2 separate regions of the Homo sapiens genome follow, and region 2 is linked to region 1. Evidence: read pairs that join two places in POLR2A ChIA-PET (ENCODE). Cell type or tissue: K562. All regions are shown on one strand. Region 1 overlaps GRIN2D (glutamate ionotropic receptor NMDA type subunit 2D). Region 2 overlaps KCNJ14 (potassium inwardly rectifying channel subfamily J member 14).

Region 1 (2,500 bases):
CAGGTGACAGCTCGGGATCCAGGAGTTCCGGCTCCAAAACCCGCCTCCCGTGAAGCCCAGTAGTCTGGGCCCCCAGCCCCCTCCTCCCTTGGGACCCAGGACCCACAAAGCCCTCCAGCTTGGTGACCTTAGGCAAACCTCAGAATTCTTTGAGCCTGAGTTTCCCCTGAAAGCGCTAACCATAGTTTTAGCTGCCGCCTATCCCTTCCTCCATATCCTCTCTTCATGAGAGAGTCTAAGGAGGGGGTCCCCAAACTCCCCAAGCCTGGTCACTGCCCGCAGCCCTCCACCGGATGCCCCCCGCCCGGAAAAGCGCTGCTGCAAGGGTTTCTGCATCGACATTCTGAAGCGGCTGGCGCATACCATCGGCTTCAGCTACGACCTCTACCTGGTCACCAATGGCAAGCACGGAAAGAAGATCGATGGCGTCTGGAACGGCATGATCGGGGAGGTGAGGGGGCGGACGGGAGGCGGGGAATCTTCGGGGCGGAGTCGAGAGGCGGGCACAGCCGGGCGTGGTGGCTCACGCCTGTAATCCCAGCACTTTGGGAAGCCGAGGCGGGCGAATTGCCTGAGCTCAGGGGTTCGAGACCAGTTTGGGCAAAACGGTGAAACCCCGTCTCTACTAAAATGCAAAAAATTAGCCGTGCGTGGTGGCGGGCGCCTGTAATCCCAGCTACTCGGGAGGCTGAGGCAGGAGAATTGCTTGAACCCGGGAGGCGGAGGTTGCAGTAAGCGGAGATCGCGCCACTGCACTCCAGCCTGGGCACAGAGTGAGACTCAGTCTCAAAAAATAATAATAAAAAAAAAGAGGTCGGCACCCTGGGGCAGGGGCGCGGCCAAATTGAGGAAACACCTGATTGGGGCCTGGGGCGGGGTCGCGGGAGGGACATGCCTTGGAACAGGGGGCGGGGTCAGGAGGTGTCAGGGGCGGGGTTTGGAGGAGGGACTTTGGAGCAGAGGAGGCGGGGCTAGGAGGGTGGGACTCCTAGGGGAAGGGGGCAGGGCTGGGAGGAGGGACTTTGGGGCAGTGGAGGCGGGGCTAGGAGGGTGGGACTCCTAGGGGAAGGGGGCGGGGCTGGGAGGAGGGACTTTGGTACAGAGGAGGAGGGGCCAGGAGGGTGAGAATCTAGGGGAAGAGGGTGGGGCTGGGAAGATCTGGACCAAGGCCTTGAGGTCTTGCTGGGAGCAGCCGGGTAGGACGCGGGCTACCAATTCCCAATCTTGTTCCCCATTTCTCACCTCCGCCCTTCCCTGCCCCACTCTTCGTCCCCCTCCTCACCCACCTCGCAATCCCTCTTGGCCCCTTCCCTCACCCTGTCACTGGTCTGCTCCCGGGGCCCGTCTCTGCTCGCCGTCCGTGTCAGTCTGTCCGCTTGAGCCGGGTTCCCCCGCCCACTCCTCATCGCCCCCACCCCAGGTGTTCTACCAGCGCGCAGACATGGCCATCGGCTCCCTCACCATCAACGAGGAGCGCTCCGAGATCGTGGACTTCTCCGTCCCCTTCGTGGAGACCGGCATCAGCGTCATGGTGGCGCGCAGCAATGGCACGGTGTCCCCCTCGGCCTTCCTCGGTAATCTGGGGCCCTGGGACAGGGAGCTAGCCCTAGGCAAAGTAGCCGTCCCCAACCGTGTGGGCCCTGGGATCAGAAAACCTGGGTTCCCGGTATCATCGGTACTTGAACCCGCTGTGCAACTTCGGTGAAGTGACATCATTTCTGAACCTCAGTTTCCTAATCTACAAGATGGAAGAAATAATTTCCCTACCCAGAAGACATTTCATCAAGAGGCTAAAGAAGCTTGAGCTCAGGAGCCTTCTCTTGCACTGCAGCTTCCAAGCCCTGCACCTGGTTTTGTATTCATAAGGTTGAATTATTTTTTCTCAAAGAGAGCCCTCCAAATTGTGCAAGCTTCAGGCCCCACAAAACCCAAGTGTTTTCCTGTACTAGGTATGAGATGAAGAGAACAAATTAGCATGGTACCAATACCTTGTAAGCACTTAAGTCACCATCAGTGTTTACTGAGCATCTACTATGTGCCAGGTGGTGGGCTCCACACTGGGAACACAGTGGCAAATGAGGAAGACACAAATCCCTGTCCAGTAGGATCTCTCAGCCTTGTGAAGGAGGCAGAAGATAAGCTTCTACTTCTCTCTCTCTCTCTCTTTTTTTTTTTTTCAGACAGAGTCTCACTCTGTCGCCCAGGCTGGAATGCAGTGGCACCATCTCGGCTCACTGCAACCTCAACCTGCCTCTCAGGTTTAAGCGATTCTCCTGCCTCAGCCTGCCAAGTAACTGGGATCACAGGCATGCACCACCACGCCTGGCCAATTTTTGTATTTTTAGTAGAGACGGGGTTTCACCATGGTGGCCAGCCTAATCTCAAACTCCTGACCTCAGGTGATCTGCCCACCTCAGCCTCCCAAAATGCTGGAATTACAGGCGTGAGCCACTGCACCCGGACAAGGGTTTTAACTACAGAAGATGGTGTGGGGATATAT
Region 2 (2,500 bases), 49 kb after region 1:
AGGATAGCTCAGGGGAGAGCCCAGGGATAAGCCTGAGGCAGTGGTGGGTGCAGAATGTTGGACCTAGGTTGCCCTAACTCCCCCTTCTTGTCATCTGATTTATCTTTCTCTGGCCACATACTAAAAGCCATTTTTCTCTCCCGCTCCTTCTCCAATTCTCTGTTGAATGTCATCCTTATTTTCCGTTGTCGCTTTGATTTCATCTCTGTCTTGCTGATTTCTGTGTCTCTATGCCAATATCACTCTGTCCCTCTCTCCTCTTCCCCCACCACGCCCCTCTTCCCGTTTTCTACCCCCAAACCCTGAGTCTCTTTCCTCTCTCTTTATCTCTGGGTCTCTGTCCCATGTCCCATGTTTTCTCTGGACCTCCATCCTCCCCTCCTGGGTCTCTGGCTCCCTTACTGGGTTTCTGTGCCCTCCCCTGCCTCTCTGACTTCCTCTCTCTCTGGGTTGCCGGCCCCATCTCTTGATCTGTGTTCTCACCCTTTTCTTCACTCCTGTGGTCTTTGCCTTCTTTCTCTGCATCTCTTCCTCTCTCTCACTTCGTCTCTGCCCGTCTCTGTGCTCCCTGCTGTCTTTGGCTCCTCGCCTCCTGCTGCAGCCCCGTGTGACCCCAGAGGGTGAGTACATCCCGCTGGACCACCAGGATGTGGATGTGGGCTTTGATGGAGGCACCGATCGTATCTTCCTCGTGTCCCCCATCACCATCGTCCATGAGATCGACTCTGCCAGTCCTCTGTATGAGCTAGGACGTGCCGAGCTGGCCAGGGCTGACTTTGAGCTGGTGGTCATTCTCGAGGGGATGGTTGAGGCCACAGCCATGACCACACAGTGTCGCTCGTCCTACCTCCCTGGTGAACTGCTCTGGGGCCATCGTTTTGAGCCAGTTCTCTTCCAGCGTGGCTCCCAGTATGAGGTCGACTATCGCCACTTCCATCGCACTTATGAGGTCCCAGGGACACCGGTCTGCAGTGCTAAGGAGCTGGATGAACGGGCAGAGCAGGCTTCCCACAGCCTCAAGTCTAGTTTCCCCGGCTCTCTGACTGCATTTTGTTATGAGAATGAACTTGCTCTGAGCTGCTGCCAGGAGGAAGATGAGGACGATGAGACTGAGGAAGGGAATGGGGTGGAAACAGAAGATGGGGCTGCTAGCCCCCGAGTTCTCACACCAACCCTGGCGCTGACCCTGCCTCCATGATGCAAACTGATGTCCCCTTCCCCGTGTATGCCCCCTTCCCCAAGGTAGCAAGATGGAGGGATGGGGCTCTCTCCTGGGATGGGGGCAGGTGTTCCTGAATACCGACAGGCCTGCTGGGTAAATGACTAGGTGGTAAGGTTCTGCCATGCCTGGTGACCCACCATGGACATACTGGACCTTAATTCCTCTGCTTCTGTGCTCCCTCCTGAGAACCCTTTATGAGCCTGATTCCTCAGTCTCACCAGAATTCTGGATCACCCAAGAGGAAAAGACTGGCAGTTCTAGATTCCTCTATATGGGGAGACCTGGATTGTTGACCAGGGTGAGAAGCCAATGGTATAGACTGCCTCTGGGGAAGCAAGTTGGCAGTTCTTGAACAGCATCAGATATCAAGAGTTTGTAGGTCTGGATTCACCTAAGATTCAAGGGAGTGTTGCTTCTCAACTCAGCCAACTGAGTAGCAAATCATTTGTTCTAGACCACCTAAGGAGGGAAGGTTATGGAATGCCCCAAGTATTCAAGATCATCTTGATTGACCAAAGACCAAAAAAAAAAAAAAGACCTGTGGTTCCAGAAAGCTCATTAGTTGAGATTCTGTGAGTCTAGGTTGACCACAGAGGCAAGCACTGGTGAGTCTAGGACAGATTTTACGTGGAGAGTTGAACTACTCCAGAAACTAAAGAGTAATGTTTCTAGAATGCACAAAACATTGTTAGTCTGTGGGTTTAGAAAGACTGAAGTGACAGATTAAGAGTTCTTGATATTAGATAACTCCAACTTCTGGCTGTAGAGCACCCAGCCAAGAGAATAAGCAGTGCTTTGAAAGGATCCACTGGGTGGGTTGTTTTTTTTTAAAGTGCCATTCTAGAATGTCCAAAGGGAATCAGGATTCTGTGGCTGTAGACTGATCACAGAGTCAAGGAAGCAGTGGCAATTCTAGATATCTGAGATTTTGCTGGTTCCAGTTTGCCCAATGGAGTTGAGAATCTCAATGATTCTAGATGACTTCTTGTGGTTCTGTAATGCCAAAAGGAATGAAGGCTCCAGGGATACAGAGTTGTCCATTACCAAAGCCTGGAAGTTCTCATCACCTCCAGGTGGACTGCTTGGCAGTGCTAGGAGGTGGACTCAGGACTTCAGAAGCAACATTTCTGGCCTGACCTGGAAGGTGAAGGTGAAGGTGAGACCCTGTAGGGCACAGGGCTAATTAGTGGACAAGGGAAGGGGGAGGCCCAGGGCTGGTGAGTCTAGAATGCTCTGGAACCCTACACCTAGTGATGTGTGTCTATTTCTTTTTCTTTT

The links. ChIA-PET counts read pairs that join two places held together with the same protein. Peaks named below come from ENCODE experiments on the same cell type or tissue, not always from the same donor. Only the 100,000 strongest peaks of a DNase experiment are listed, where the experiment ranks them.
Region 2: POLR2A ChIA-PET joins it to region 1 with 5 read pairs; 8 of 35 experiments call an interaction of 5 or more read pairs at or near these places.

Annotation. Positions count from the first base shown.
Region 1 is chr19:48,414,582-48,417,081 of GRCh38, forward strand. GRIN2D (glutamate ionotropic receptor NMDA type subunit 2D) reads left to right here. Exons shown (of 14, transcript NM_000836.4): 6 at 1-3; 7 at 283-451; 8 at 1,421-1,574. Among named protein-coding and RNA genes, the nearest start is that of GRIN2D, 22 kb to the left of the region's middle. RefSeq lists enhancers at 1-528, 234-373. In K562, no CTCF peak of the experiment used is centred here; a DNase peak (open chromatin) is centred at 1,010.
Region 2 is chr19:48,463,580-48,466,079 of GRCh38, forward strand. It overlaps KCNJ14 (potassium inwardly rectifying channel subfamily J member 14), which reads left to right. Exons shown (of 3, transcript NM_013348.4): 3 at 602-2,500. The coding sequence ends at 1,198. It overlaps LOC105372430 (a long non-coding RNA gene), which reads right to left. Exons shown (of 3, transcript NR_186576.1): 3 at 1,832-2,359. Among named protein-coding and RNA genes, the nearest start is that of CYTH2, 4.5 kb to the right of the region's middle. In K562, no CTCF peak of the experiment used is centred here; no DNase peak of the experiment used is centred here.